Linked DNA regions of Homo sapiens: region 2 is linked to region 1. Evidence: chromatin loops called from intact Hi-C (ENCODE). Cell type or tissue: testis. All regions are shown on one strand. Region 1 overlaps RECK (reversion inducing cysteine rich protein with kazal motifs). Region 2 holds the start of LOC124902152 (a long non-coding RNA gene).

What was found. A loop is a pair of places that touch in the nucleus more often than their neighbours do. Peaks named below come from ENCODE experiments on the same cell type or tissue, not always from the same donor. Only the 100,000 strongest peaks of a DNase experiment are listed, where the experiment ranks them.
Region 2: it touches region 1 in a loop (8-fold over the local background); 2 of 110 quality-filtered maps call a loop at or near these places.

What each region holds. Positions count from the first base shown.
Region 1 is chr9:36,116,203-36,124,202 of GRCh38, forward strand. It overlaps RECK (reversion inducing cysteine rich protein with kazal motifs), which reads left to right. Exons shown (of 21, transcript NM_021111.3): 17 at 783-975; 18 at 2,555-2,765; 19 at 4,461-4,534; 20 at 5,331-5,486; 21 at 6,622-8,000. The coding sequence ends at 6,843. Among named protein-coding and RNA genes, the nearest start is that of GLIPR2, 17 kb to the right of the region's middle. In testis, no CTCF peak of the experiment used is centred here; a DNase peak (open chromatin) is centred at 4,739.
Region 2 is chr9:36,413,669-36,421,668 of GRCh38, forward strand. LOC124902152 (a long non-coding RNA gene) reads right to left here and starts at 722. Exons shown (of 2, transcript XR_007061475.1): 1 at 1-722. It also overlaps a transcript of RNF38 not described here. RefSeq lists an enhancer at 2,020-2,642. In testis, no CTCF peak of the experiment used is centred here; no DNase peak of the experiment used is centred here.

The sequences.
Region 1 (8,000 bases):
ACCGCAACCTTCGCCTCCTGGGTTCAAGCGATTATCCTGCCTCAGCCTCCTGAGTAGCTGGGATTACAGGCATGCGCCACCATGCCTGGCTAATTTTGTATTTTTAGTAGAGATGGGGTTTCTCCATGTTGGTCAGGCTGGTCTCGACTCCCGACCTCAGGTGATCCACCCGCCTCGGCCTTCCAAAGTGCTAGCATTACAGGCGTGAGGCACCGTGCCCAGCTGAGGCCTTTTCTTAAGGTAGACTCATATTAGCCAAGCTGAAAGTTAAGCCCGTGGAAGTGTTTCATTTGTTACTGAATGCAAGGGCCTCCAGCCTCAGGCTCCAGCCTATCTCTTGGCCTCATATCATGGCCCTTCTGCTATAGGTCTGTCTGTGCCTGCTTGGCTCCTGCCCTCTGGATCACCTGCCATTTCCCCAGCACCACATTCCTTGAGCATCACACCTGTGTTCATGGCTGCTCTCTCAGCCTGGCAAGCCCATGCTGCCCCCTTTGCCCCCCCAGCCTCCAGCTAGAACACTGCCTCCTCCCCATGCTTTCTTCAGGCTCCCCAGACGAGAATGACTCATCCCCGCAAGCTTTGTGCACATCTTTTCTACTTTTTAGCCTACTGTATATACAGGCTTGACTCTCCCACTCTACATAAGCTCTTTGGAGACAGGACTGTCCTGATTCATCTCTTGCTCTCTCTTCAGCCTCCTATCCCTCATCTAGTGCTTTGCTAGCCCCACCACAGTCCCTCCCTACATTGGCTCATGGTGCTGCATTCGTCTTTTTCAGGTGCATACCCAAACCACAGGTCTGCCTGACGACTTTTGATAAATTTGGATGTAGCCAGTATGAGTGTGTACCAAGACAGCTCGCGTGTGACCAGGTCCAAGATCCTGTTTGTGACACAGACCACATGGAGCACAACAATCTCTGCACTTTATACCAAAGAGGAAAAAGCCTCTCTTACAAAGGTCCCTGCCAGGTACAGTGCTTTGGCTGACAAAACAAAGTACACTACGGATAAAATTGGTTTATGATATTTTACAGATGAATCAACAGTAAGACCAGCCGAGGGTCTTCTGTGAATCCTGTCAAATCTATAGCACCCAGTCCTCCACTAAAAAGGAAGACTGGCTCCTTCTCCTAACTCTGGAAGCTATCTTGCTAGTGTGTGTACCTTTGCACATCTGGTGTACAAGCAAGAACAGAGAGTGGCTTCTTGCAGTCCACTCCTAGGAAAAGAACTTAAAAGTTTCACAACCCTGGCATGGTCAACATCATTCTTACTTCTCATAGTTCTCTGGGCCCTCACTAAGAAACAAAGCAGGAAGAATGTGAGTCAAAACCAAGAAAAGTTTTCCCACTCTTCCCACATCAGTCCCACCTCCCAAGGTACTGAAAAGTCATTGAAATTTTCTTTAAGACTTAATGTCTTTTTACATCAGCTTATCTCTCAGTTTTGTAGGTTTATGGAATCTGCATTTATGTTTTAAGGAAAAAAACTGGGCCGGGCGCGGTGGCTCACGCCTGTAATCCCAGCACTTTGGGAGGCAGAAGAGGTGGATCACAAGGTCAGGAGTTCAAGATCAGCTTGACCAACATGGTGAAACCCCATCTCTACTAAAAATACAAAAATTAGCTGGGCATGGTGGCACATGCCTGTAATCCCAGCTACTCAGGAGGCTGAGGCAGGAGAATCGCTTGAACCCGGGAGGCGGAAGTTGCAGTGAGCCGAGATCATGCCATTGCACTCCAGCCTGGGTGACAGAGCAAGACTCCATCTAAAAAAAAAGAAAAAACCAAGGACAATTCCTTTTGAGGCTTCTCACATGCACCACTGATTTTATGCTTGCCCCTCTCCCTGGGGCCGTGCTTTGGGCCTAGCATCCGCTGCCCACAACCAGCTAACACTTAAAATGATTGCTTCACATTCTCTGGTCTTCATGGTTAGAAAAATTCCATCATGATGTCTCCCTGAAACATGCTTGTTTTCTCTCAGAGCCCCTGTGCCATTTGCATTGATCCCATCTACCCTGAATTCTGTCTTCCCCTACTTGTTCCCTTCTCCTGGCTGTGATTTTTCTCTGATCTATTCCTGACCTACCTGTTGGCTCCAGAGTCTGTCTACCCCACTGCTCCCCCAACTCCTCCCTCTCCTTATCCCATACCCAGCATGAAATGATAAGACCTCTGCATTTGCATGAAGATTGATCTGGTCATCTTAAAGAGGCGCTTCTGGGATACTAACAGAAGTCTGAGCAGAGCAGAGAGAGGTAGCAGGAAAGAAGATTTTTATCTCTTATCAGTTCACATGGAATAAGCACCCAGATCCCAGAGAGGCTGAGAAAAGTAATCTTTCAGCTCATCTGGAGACACCCATATTGCTGCCCACGCCACCACCACCCCCAGCATTTAGCCCACCTCAGGAACTTAAGAGGTCCTCATAATTTATACCTGTGTCTTTTTTCCTTCCTGAAAATAGGGAGGCATGCTGTGTACTCTTGGTTGGGAAAGGTACAACATAGACATTTCCAGGCTAAATGTGATTTGTTTGCCCTCAGCCCTTTTGCAGAGCAACCGAGCCCGTATGTGGGCACAATGGTGAGACCTACAGCAGTGTGTGTGCTGCCTACTCGGATCGCGTGGCAGTCGATTACTATGGGGACTGCCAGGCCGTCGGAGTCCTCTCAGAGCACAGCTCCGTCGCCGAGTGTGCTTCTGTCAAGTGTCCTTCGCTCTTGGCAGCTGGATGCAAACCCATCATCCCACCGGGTAGGCTGGCAGTATCGGGGTGGACAGGGGAGGACTGAGAAGATTTGCTTATCCACCTCCAGAGAGTGAGTCATTGAGAAGAGAGCTCATTTACGTTTTTCAGAAAGTCTTGAAGAGATTCTTATGCTGATCATACTCACTACTTTGGGTTGACCTTAAAAAACTAGGGCTTGCCTTCGATATCATCTGGTGTCCTGCTATTTTAAAACAATACAGCAGCCTTTTCTCAAGCTAAATCTTACACCAGACACCAATATATAAACAGATAAAGCAGTATTCAATTATGAAAATTAGGGTTATTAAATGCATAATGTTTACTTATTACAAAGTTAACAAATAACGAATTACTAATTAATGAATAATTAAAGTAGTTTTGATGAACACAAACTTTTGAAATTGAGAGAAATAGAAGATAGTTGTTGTCTTAGATTGGCCTTAACATCTAATTTAATTGTTTTAGTTGCATATAATCAGAAAAGTTTTGTTTCATACAGACTGTTTTTAGCAATAACAGTTTTTTAAAACAGCTTACCTTACAATCTCACACTCTTAGTCAAACAGAAGTAGCAGAAGAGACTTTATTCCAAGTCTGCACAGAACAGGTTAATCTGGATCTAACAGGTTCATTCCTCCATCCGTTAATTCATCAAATGTTTATTTAGCTTTCACTATGTGCCAGACGCTCCTCTAAGCACTGGGGACACAGCAGTGAGAAAAACAAAGCCCTTTTCCTTCTGGAGACCATGTTCTGAGGGAGGTGACAGACCAAACATAAGTTGCCATGCAAATCTGCACTAAACCAGATGGCAGCAAGTACGATGACACGAAATGAAGGGGAATCGGAGGGGCCCAGGGCAGAGAGGCTGCTAATGGATTGGTTAAATCTCTGTCGTGTGAAAATACGGCATAATATTATATTTGATTATGCCATATTCTGTTATGGGTTTTAGCAGTTTAAAATAATTTTTAAAATTAAATTTGAATCGGTCGGGCGTGGTGGCTCACGCCTGTAATCCCAGCACTTTGGGAGGCCGAGGCAGGCGGATCACGAGATCAGGAGATCGAAACCATCCTGACTAACACGGTGAAACCCTGTCTCTACTAAAAATACAAAAAAATTAGCCGGGCATGGTGGCGGGCACCTGTAGTCCCAGCTACTCTGGAGGCTGAGGCAGGAGAATGGCATGAACCCGGGAGGCGGAGCTTGCAGTGAGCCGAGATCGCGCCACTGCACTCTAGCCTGGGCAACAGAGCGAGACTCTGTCTCAAAAAAAAAAAAAATTAAATTTGAATCAAACACTCATGGAACCCCTGAAACACCAACTCCCTTATTTTGCAGACAGGGAAACAAGGCCTGGCAGAAGCATTTGCCCAGAATCACACAGTGAGTTTTGAGGCAGAGCAGGATCAGGCCCCAGGTCTCTTGAAAAGCCAGCTGTCTCTATGCTATCTGCACCACAGCCTTCTCACTCCAAGGAGTGGTGAAGGATGAAAAGCAGGGGTAGAGAAAGGATTTTGGTAAATGTAGAGATGAGAGGACTCCAGGTTGGTCAAGGAGCTTATATGAAGGTACAGTCTTTGGGAAGGACACTGTAACTCTCCTGCCCAAAATGAAGGGCTGGACATTTCACTAAGGATTTTAAATTCTCTTTGTTTCTAATTCTGAACGCACATAAAATGGTTTCTGTTATACAGGTGCTTGTTGCCCATTATGTGCTGGGATGTTAAGAGTTTTATTTGACAAAGAAAAACTGGATACTATTGCTAAGGTAAATTGCTTTATATTCAGATGCTATTGAAATCTTATTGCTAAGCCTCTCAGTAATCCTAGAGAGTAGAATGTGTTGTCCTCATTCATAGATAAAGAAACTAATCTTCAGAAAAGCAACTTTCCCAGGGCCATATAGCCCTTAATCAGTAGGACGAGGGTTTGCACCCAGGCTGGCTGACTCCCAAGCCCATGTTCCTCCCCCCTACACCCTGGCTGTGCACATCACAGTCAGCGTGAGCCTTTCTTAGAAAAGGCCCCTGCTGGCACAGTAAGCATAGGTGGGGCTGCAGGCAGAGCCAGGTAGCCAGAGACTGGTGGGTGCCCAGGTGCTTTTGAGGTCGCCTCCCCTCACACCAGTCCCCGTGCCTCCTGAGGGGATCTTCTGGAGCCCTGCCCGTTCCCTGCATAGTTCTGCCCTCTCTCTTTTCTGCACCATCACAGGGCTCCAGAAATGTTGCACCCAACACTTGCCACAACCTAGAGATTTAGCCCCATTTTGATTACAAACACCTGTATTTTTAAAAACCCTGTGACCTCTACCTCAGAACAGTCACTTTTTGCAAAAGTGGTTCTGGTGAAAGTATGTATCTTCACTACAGAGTTTCTCAGTCAGGCAAAACCCCATTGTGATGGACTGGAGATTCAGAATTTGGCCTAGCAAAGCTGCGGTTGGGCCTTCCGCTGAGGGCTGTGCGGTCAAAAGAGCCTCCTCAGCTGGCAGCCCAAAGCAAGGGAGCTTAGGCAGTCATAGGAATTCTTCTTTTTTTCAGGTAATACATGTTTTCTCTTTCCAGGTAACAAATAAAAAGCCAATAACAGTTCTGGAAATACTTCAGAAAATCCGCATGCACGTGTCTGTCCCACAGTGTGATGTGTTTGGATACTTCAGCATTGAATCAGAAATTGTGATCCTGATCATTCCCGTCGATCACTATCCAAAAGCTCTGCAGGTGAGTTCAGCACATGTTGTGAAGCCATCTTGTCACTTTCAAGTTTGGTGCACCTAGGAGGGAGTGGGCACAAACTAGGACCGAGGAAGGATCCGTGGGTGAGGGAGTGGAGGCATTTGGGAAGTTCAGCGGGACAGGAGGGAGAAAAGCAAGGCAATCTCTAAAGGACTGAGCACTTTGCCAGTGGCTGAGACCTGGTGCACATTTGACAGTGGGATGCAGAGGCACCAGGGCAGGGGAGGGATTAAGATACTGTGACTGGGAGTGTGCACAGCTGGAAGGGGTCCGAGAAATCACTGTCTCTAATCCACCCATTGTACAGACGAGGCAGCTGATGCCCAAGCCGGGGAAGGAACTGGTGCAGGTCATGCAGTGATAAAGCCAGAAAAGACTCCAGTCTCCTGAGAGCTGTGTGCCCACTGTGGAGGAAGATCCCATCAGAGCTGGTCATGTGGGCTCTAGTGTTTCTTTGTCAGTCTGGAGACATGTAGAACCCCACTCACGTAGACCCAAGTTTCAACATCAAAGGCAGTGAGGGCTCAAGGGAAGGGAACGAAGGCAAGCAGTCTGTGAATCACTAGGAAGTTCATCTCGTCGTTGTTTTCCTTTTCATGTTTCAATGGACATTAAAATTGTATTCTGTGTGACCCTAACTAACCATGTAAGGATAAAGTCTAAATGTGGGTAAGAGGTGTGGGTAACAGGTGTGGAAAAATGAAAACAGTTGATTGATTAGGGCAGTGGCATTGTGGATTATTTCTTGTCTTTCTCTTTTCTTTTTTCTTCTTTTCTTTTCTTTGAGATGGGATCTTGCTACATTGCCCAGGCTGGTCTCGAACTCCTGGGCTCAAGCTACCCTCCCACCTTGGCCTCCCAGAGTGCTAGGATTACAGGCATGAGCCACAACACATGGCCAATTATTTCTTTTCTGGTTTGATTTCCATTAATGCTGCTATATTTATGTAATAAACTAAAACTATAATAAAATGTTACTTTGGATAAGAACAGAAGGACAAAGAGAAAGTAAATGCCCTCTGAGGCCACGCTACTTTTAGGATATACGTGGAATTTGTCTGGCTTGATGTTGAAAACGTTCTGTGGTTTTATATTAAGGGAACCTTGTTTCTCCTCACAGATTGAAGCCTGCAATAAAGAAGCAGAGAAGATTGAGTCCCTTATCAACTCTGACAGCCCGACTTTGGCGTCCCATGTCCCTCTCTCTGCCCTCATCATTTCCCAGGTACAGGTCTCCAGCAGTGTGCCATCGGCCGGTGTCAGGGCCAGGCCTTCTTGCCACTCCCTCCTCCTTCCCCTCAGCTTGGGCCTTGCCTTGCACTTGCTCTGGACATATAACTGACTGCCCACGGAAAGTGCAGAATGCTCCTCCACCTCACTCTCCTGCCTTGAAAAAGACATTCAGGACTGCTGGTTTGTAGTTGAATATTGGCCAAGGAAAGGCACATGTCACCTCTATTCGCCACACAGTATTTTTTTTTTTAATCCGCCAATATTAGTAGGATTTTTGTTTTGTTTTTACAAATGTTAAAATGTGTTGTTCCAAATACTAATGAAAACAGAATGTCTCTTCCTGGTAGACCACTGCCATATGATTTACATTTCCTCACCATAAGGGTCCCCCACTCTAAAGCAAATTTATCGCTGGGAAATGAGATGACCACTTTTTAGAAAGATAATTCACTGTACTATCAGGTTCACAAACTTCATTTCAGAGTTCTTTTTGAAGTATTTAAGGTTCCCGTTGCATTTGTTTTGTTTACAGATAATTACCTACTCTGGCTAGAAGCTAGGGGTCCCAGTGAAGAGCCACTGCCATTAAAGAATATGAAACATAGATAAAACATCTTTGAAATTATGTAAATTATGTAAATTATCAGGCAAATTTGCATTAAATTACAGAAATTTAATTCAGAACCCCAACTACTGTGTTATGCAAAAGCAAGCTGATTAAATGACACTCATATAATTATATGTTGTAAGCAACAGGCTCACTGGTCACGGATTTGTGTCTGTGACTTTTGTGAAAGGGAGAAGTGACATTGCATCAAAGCATCTTGCATTATGCAATTTTTATATTAACCAGATATATATTCATCGGTATTCATCCAAGTTAAATGTAGAGTTTTTAAACATCAATCTTTAAACCAATTGCTGCTACTTATATAATTGCCAAAAAGTGAAATAATGTGTAGTTCATGTAAATAATACATTATATTTCTATTTTATTATGAAGAAGGTGAATAGCCATATTTGTAAAATGACAATCATGTGTGTTAACCCAGTGCTTTCCATTCGTGAAAACACATTTGCTTTTTGTGATATGCACAATGTAGATAAGTGTTCTGTCTGACTTTCTTTTTTGATATAGAAGTATAAAGAATTGTGGTTTATATATTTAAAAGTGTCAAGCTGAGTATTAAAATGTATGCATGTTGTCTAAGAAATTGAATACTTTGAATGTGTTTCACAGTTTGAAATAAGCTATTTGATGTAATA
Region 2 (8,000 bases), 300 kb after region 1:
CTTTCAGCTCTTAGGTCTATTCCTAGTTTTGTTTGTTTGTTTTTGCAGCTATTGTAAAAGCAGTTGAGTTCTTGATTTGATTCTCATTTGGTCACTTTTGTTGTATAGTTCAAGCCCATTGTTTCTTTGTTAACTTTCCATCTTGATGACTTGTCTAGTGCTGTCAGTGGAGTATTGAAGTCCTCCACTATTATTGTGCTGCTGTTTTCTAGTAGCAATTGTTTTGTAAATTTGGGAGCTCCAGTGTTAAATGCAAATATATTTAGGATTATGATATTTTCCTGTTGGACCAGTCCTTTTATCATTACATAATGTCCCTCCTTGTCTTTGTTAACTGTTACTGCTTTAAAGTCTGTTTCGTCTGATATAAGGATAGCGACTCCGGATAGCGACTCCTGTTTGCTTTTCATGTCCATTTGCATGGAATATCTTTTTTCACTCCTTTACCTTATGTTTATGTGAGTCCTTATGTGTTAGGTGAGTCTCTTGAAGACAGCAGATACTTGGTTGGTGAATTCTTACCCATTCTGCCACTCTGTATTCTTTGTGGAGCATTTAGGCCATTTACATTCAACGTTAGTATTGAGATGTTAGCTACTATTCTATTCATCGTTCTCGCTGCTGCCTGAATATCTTGGTATTTTTTCCTTGTGTTATTGTTTTATAGGCCCCGTGAGATTTATGCTTTAAGGAGGTTCTATTTTGGTGTACTTTGAAGTTTTGTTTTGTTTCAAGATTTAGAACTGGGCTCACGCCTGTTCATCCCAGCACTTTGGGAGGCTGAGGGGGGCAGATCACCTGAGGTTGGGAGTTCGAGACCAGCCTGACCTACATGGAGAAACCCTGTCTCTACTAAAAATACAAAAAATTAGCCGGGCGTGGTGGCACATGCCTGTAATCCCAGCTACTCGGGAGGCTGAGGCAGGAGAATCACTAGAACCCAGGAGGTGGAGGTTGTGGTGAGCCGGGATCGCACCATTGCACTCCAGCCTGGGCAACGAGAGCGAAACTCTGTCTCCAAAAAAAAAAAAAAAAAAAGATTTAGAACTCCTTTTAGCAGTTCCTGTAGTGCTGGCTTGGTGGTGTCGAATTCTCTCAGCATTTGTTTGTCTGAATAAGACTTTTATCTTTCCTTTATTTATGAAGCTTAGTTTCACTGGATACAAAATTCGTGGCTGGTAATTGTTTTGTTTAAGGAGGCTAAACATAGGACTCCAATCCCTTCTAGCTTGCAGGGTTTCTGCTGAAAAACGTGCTGTTAATCTGACAGGTTTTCCTTTATGCTTTTCCCTAACAGTTCTTAAGGTTCTTTTCTTCATCTTTATTTTAGTTAGCCTGATGACTGTGTGCCTAGGTGATAATCTTTTTGCAATGCATTTCCCAGGAGTTATTTGAGTTTCTCGTATTTGGATGTATAGATCTCTAGCAAGGCCAGGGAAATTTTCCTCAATCATTCCCTCAAATAAGTTTTCCAAATTTTTAGATTTCCCTTCTTCCTCAACAACACCAATTATTCTTAGGCTTGATCGTTTAACATAATCTCAAACTTATTGGAGGCTTTATTCAGTTTTTTTCTTTTTTGTCACACTGGGTTAATTAAAAAGCCTTATCTTTGAGCCCTCAACTTCTTTCTTGTTCAATTCTATTGAAATTTTCCAGTGTATTTTGTATTTAAGTGTGTCTTTCATTTCCTGAAGTTGTGATTGTTGTTTTATTGATTTTATTTCTCTGGAGATTTTTTTGTCCGTATCTTGTTTTTTTTGTTTTTTTGTTTTTTTCTAATGTCAGAGGAAAGATCTGGGGCTCAATAGCTGTTGTTCAGATTCTTTTGTCCCATGGGGTGATCCCCTGACATGGTGCTCTCCCCCTTCCCCTAGGGATGAGGTTCCTGAGAGCTGGACTACAGTGATTGTTGCTGCTCTTCTGCATCTAGCCACCTAGTAGAGCTACTGGGGTCCGGGCTGGTACTGGGGAGTGTCTGCAAAGAGTCCTGTAATGTGATCAGTATCCCGGTCTCTCAGCTGTGGCATCTGCTCCGATGGAGGTAGCAGGGGAATGAAGTGGACCCTGTGAGGGTCCTTGGTAGTTTTGTTTAGTGCACTGGTTTTCTCAAATGCTGGTTGTGCTGGCAGTGAAGTTGTAACATGGACAGACTCAGAACCTCTGGTTAGCTAGGATGTTACAGGCAGTGGAATTTGCTATTATTTTCTCCTTTCTTGGTGCAGAGTTGTTCTTTTATGAGTTGCTGTAATGGCTTCAGTTGGTTGGCCTCCAGTCAGAAGGTGGCGCTTTCAATACAACATCGACTGCAGTAGTACGGGGCGGGGGATACAAGTTTGCCCTAAGGTCACTTGGATAAGTATTCTGATTTATCAGGTGATGGGTGGCACCATAGAGCTCTCAAGATATTATGTGTTTTGTTTTACGCTACCAGGGCGGAAAAAGACCATCAAGTAAGGGCCAGGTTAGGCATATCTGAGACTCTCCTTGGGCGGGGCTTGCTGTGGCCACAGGGCGGAGGGAGGGGGAGGGGGTGGGAGATGGGAGGATGGGGGATGGGGGTGTGATTCTCAGGCCAATAAAATTGTATTCCCTGGGGGATTATGGTTGCCTCTGCTGCTTCAAACAGATCACCAGGGAGTTGGGGGCAAGCTGGCAGTGACAGGCCTCACCGAATTCCTCCACAACCAGCAAGGCCGGTCTCAGTCCCACCATGCCCTGACAACACCGTTATATCCAGGCAGCCTTAGAGCAAGGCTGAGATTTTGCCCCAGGCTACAAAAGCCCCTGCTGAGAAAGCAGGCAAGGATTTCAGGTCTTGCCCCTCCCTGCCTGCCCTAACTTCTGTGCCAGTATCTGCACTTTCGGTTTGCCCACTCCCAAATATTGCCCAGGAAAATTTGCACTCAGTCAAAATTATTACAAAGTTAGGCTGTAAGTTTTCTTCTCCCTGTGGTCCTTCCCCATTTCTAATGGCAGCCTTTCCCAAGAACCCCTGGTAAGATAAAAGTCAGAAATGGCTTCCCTGGGGACTAGAAGTGTCTACAGGGCTCCTTCTTGCTGCTGCCTCGATATTTTTTTTTTTTTTTTTTTTTTTTTTTTGAGACAGAGTCACATTCTGTGGCCCAGGCTGGAGTGCAGCGGCACCATCTCAGCTCACTGCAGCCTCCGCCTCCTTGGTTAAAGCGATTCTCCTGCCTCAGCTGCCTAAGTAGCTGGGATTACAGGCATGTGCCACATGCCCAGCTAATTTCTGTATTTTTAGTAGAGATAGGATTTCGCCACGTTAGCCAGGCTGGTCTCGAACTCCTGACTGCAGATGATCCACCCACCTTGGCCTCCCAAAGTGCTGGGATTACAGCACTTTTTGGCTGGGAGCCACCGCGCCTGGCCTTGCATCAACTTTTATATTTCATTTGGCTCTCTAAATTCGTATCAGCTCCAGGTAAGGTTAAATCCTTCTCCCATGATCTGGATTTTCAGGTTCCCCAGTGAGGATGTGTGTTCAGAGGCAGACTTTCCCCCTCTTCACTTTGGGCACTCACAGCTTTTGGCTGTCTCATGGAATTTGCAGCGACAAGCCGCTTATTTCAAAGGGTCTGTGAATAATTTCGGTTTTACTGTTATGTTCCTGCGGTAGTTCTTGAAGCAAAAGTTCACGATGTGAGTCTCCACACACTGTTTTGTCCATCCGAGTAGAAGCTGCAAGTTAATCCTGCCCGCTTTTGATTTAAAATTATACATCTTACTTGAATTCTAACAGTAGGTTAACTTTTATTTTTGATATTTGAACTATTTACCTAAAAGTACCAATAATAATTCTATAAATTAACAATACTTCCATCACTTTTTTTGGTTTTGGAGACAGAATCTCACTCTGTCACCCAGGCGGGAGTGCAGTGGTGCAATCTCGGTTCAATACAAACTCCACTTCTGGGTTCAAGAGATTCTCCTGCCTCAACCTTCCGAGTAGCTGGGATTACAGGCGTGCACCACTACGCTCAGCTAATTTTTGTATTTTTAGTAGAGACAGGGTTTCACCATGTTGGCCAGGCTGGTCTCGAACTCCTGGCCCCAAGTGACCTGCCTGCCTTGGCCTCCCAATCTGCTGGGATTACAAGCATGAGCCACCAAACCCAGCCACTTCCACCACTTTTTAAATGAAACACTGCTTAACTTTTACAAATCTAGTTCCTATCTTAAGCTAGAGAATCTTTCTCTACCAAGGTACAATCAAGGAACTTGATTTTACAAGGATGAAAAACATTTCATACAAATATGGTAAGAAAAAACAATCTGTTAATACTGAAATTCCAATTGTTATTTCTCAGGAGAGAAACTGAATAGAGTGCTGTGTTTGTTTTTACAATCAATATGTGATTTTTTTTTTTTTTTTGGAGACAGGGTCTCACTCCATCACCCAGGCTGGAATGCAGTGGCTTGATCTCCATGCAACCTCAAGTAATCTTCCCGCCTCAGCCTCCTGAGTAGCTAGGACCACAGGTGTGTACCACTAGGCCCAGCTAATTTTGTATTTTTTGTATACACAGGGTTTTGCCATGTTGTCCAGGCTGGTCAGCTGGTCTCAAACTCTTGAGGTTGAGTGATCCACTCATTTCGGCCTCCCAAAGTGCTGGGATTACAGGCATGAGCCACTGCGCCTGGCCAACAATCAATATGTAATTTTTAAAAATTAAAAAGAGGCCAGGCATGATGATTCATGCCTGTAATCCCGGCACTTTGGAAGACCAAAGCAGGTGGATCACTTGAGGACAGGAGCTGAAGACCAGCCTGGCCAGCATGGTGAAACCCCATCTCTACGAAAAAAAAATACAGGCTGGGCGCAGTGGCTCATGCCTGTAATCCCAGCACTTTGGGAGGCTGAGGCGGGCAGATCACTTGAGGTCAGGAGTTCATGACCAGCTTGGCCAACATGGTGAAACCCTATCTCTACTAAAAATACAAAAATTAGCCAAATGTGGTGGTACGCGCCTGTAATCCCAGCAACTCAGGAGGCTGAGGCAGGAGAATCGCTTGAACCTGGGAGGCGGAGGTTGCAGTGAGGCGAGATGGTGCCACTGCACTCCAGCCTGGGTGACAGAGCAAGACTCTGTCTCAAAAAACAACAACAACAACAACAAATTAGCTGGGCATGGTGGTGGTGCATGCCTGTAATCCCAGCTACTCGGGAGGCTGAGGCTGGAGAATTGCTTGAACCCTGGCAGTGGAGGTTGCAGTGAGCCGAGATCACACCACTGCATTCCAGCCTGGGCAATGGAGCAAGACTCCATTTCAAAAATAAACAAATAAATACTAAAAAGTAAAAAGATCAAGAAAAAGGAAGTATACAGTCACAGAAGAAAAACTGGTACATCTCGAGCAAAAATCTAAAAATCCAAAATCTGAAATGCTACAAAATCCAAAACTTTCTGAGCAAAGATTTCACACTCAAAGGAAGTACTCAATGGAACATTTTGGATTTTCAGATTTGGGATGCTCAACCAGTATATAACGCAAATATACAAAACCTGAAAAAAATCCAAAATCCCAAACACTTCTGGTCCCAAGCATTTTAGATAAGCGATATTGAACCTGTAAGTACATTTTCCATCTTCCCTGAAGGCAGTATGCATGGGATTACTTATACCACAAGCTGGATGGGTGCTTTTTTCCAAGACAAATGAATGAAGCCTACTATAAGGAATTCTTGTCAAGAAAGACTCCTGCTCTGAATCAGTACACATAAGCAGTTTAGGAAGAACTCTTCTATTTTCGTTTCTCAAATGGCCATCCTCCTGGCAATGTATCAAGAACTCTGAAAAAATATATAATTGAGGCTACAAGTTAATTCACCTCAACTGAGAGAATAGTCTTATCAAATTCTTCAATATTTTATCTCATTCTCAGGTCAGACCTAGTTCCCCAGCTCAAGCTTGTTGTCACTGTGAAAATGTGACTATTTTCAAACTGACATTAGCTGAGTTAATTTCAGTATCTAAGTGAAACATGACTACAGGTGGCACGGCATCTGTATTCCCAGCTACTTGGGAAGGCTGAGGTGGGAGAATCCCTTGAAGGTGGGGGCAGAGGTCGCAGTGAGCAGAAATTGCGCCACTGCACCCCAGCCTGGGTAACAAAGTGCGACCCTGTCACAAACAAACAAACAAAAAACTCGCACAGAATTCTGAACCTGACACAGGGTAGGGATGACTTGGCAAGGAGCCTGGAATAACAAATAGTCATGAATCAGAATAAAGGCCTGGGGGCAAGAAAAAAAACTACCGAGAAGGACTGGTGCCAATGGTTCAGTTCCACTGTGACTCTCTGAGGCCTTCTCCACTTGCAGATATGTTTCTCCAAGCATGTCACAGTTGAATGGGTGAAGTTAAAATAGGAATAGGTTTCTTCAAACAGCAGAGTACAGACTTGAGCAAGGCAGCTTGGGATGGAATCCCAGTGTACTGCTGTGTGATCTTGGGTAAATATTTAATCTGTGCCTCAGATTCCTCACTGATAAAACTGGAATAAAGCAGTCCCTACTTCAAAGGGTGTTGTGACTACCTGGTTAAAAGGACAACCTTCGGCCGGGCACGGTGGCTCACGCCTGTAATCCTAGCACTTTGGGAGGCCGAGGCGGGTGGGTCACGAGGTCAGGAGATCGAGACCATCCTGGCTAACACAGTGAAACCCCCTCTCTACTACAAATACAAAAAATTAGCCAGGCGTGGTGACAGGCACCTGTAGTCCCAGCTACTAGGGAGGCTGAGGCAGGAGAATGGAGTGAACCCAGGAGGCAGAGCTTGCAGTGAACTGAGATCGCGCCACTGCACTCCAGCCTGGGCAACAGAGCAAGACTCTGTCTCCAAAAAAAAAAAAAAAGAGGACAACCTTCTCCCAGTACTTCTATGCCCCCTTCCCTGCTTTCTTATTCTTCACAACACAAATAATCAGTTAACAATATCTTTATTGTCTTGCCTTTCCCCACTCACAGAAAGCAAGCTGCATAAGAGCAAAGACTTCTGTTTTCTTCAATGCAGTATCCCCAGTATCTAGAACATTGCTCTGTATGTAGTAGCTACTCAAATATAAACGTTTGCCACCTAGAAATTATGGAATATGGCCCTGTGAACGAATGTAAAAATAATGCTGGAGGGCTTGTGCAAATTGCTGTGCCCAATATAAATTAATGAGAATTTGTAACTCACAGGATTTAATAATTAACATCAGAGCTGGAATCAGTTTCTTCCAGCACTATAAACTATAAACAGATACATATCAGGAGAGAAACTTTAAGCTGGAGAACAACAGATCAAGCCAAAAAATTGGGGATTGGACACCACCTCCAAGGCTGTAGAGAGGATGTCCAACAAATAAATTGGCCCTCATACTCCTTGCCTGAACTGTGGTTCCATCCCCAGTCACACATGGATTAGTTAAAAGTGAGAAAACTTATAAGAAAAATCATGTAAGAAAAATCATCTTTTCTTCCCCAATCTGAGAAATACACCATGCCTGAAAGATAGGCAAAGACAACAAGCAAAGAATCAACACGTTTTGACAATGTGCTCAGAATACCTAAGCAAATATTTTATATAACTTGCATTCGATACAGAAGATCTGGTCTACCCCTAGCACTGTGGGTTACCCCTGAACAAGTAATTTCTCCCATGGTGGTCACAGCTCCCAAGTTTATTTTTTTTTAAAGCAGGTTGGGGCCAGGCATGGTGGCTCACGCCTGTAATACCAGCACTTTGGGAGGCTGAGGTGGGAGGATCACTTGAGGTCAGGAGTTTGAGACCAGCCTGACCAACATGGAGAAACCTCGTCTCTACTAAAAATACAAAATTAGCCGGGCGTGGTAGCGGATGCCTGTAATCCCAGCTACTCGGGAGGCTGAGGCAGGAGAATCACTTGAACCCGGGAGGCGGAGGTTGCAGTGAGCCAAGATCACACCATTGCACTCCAGCCTGGGCAGTAAGAGCGAAACTCTGTCTGAAAAA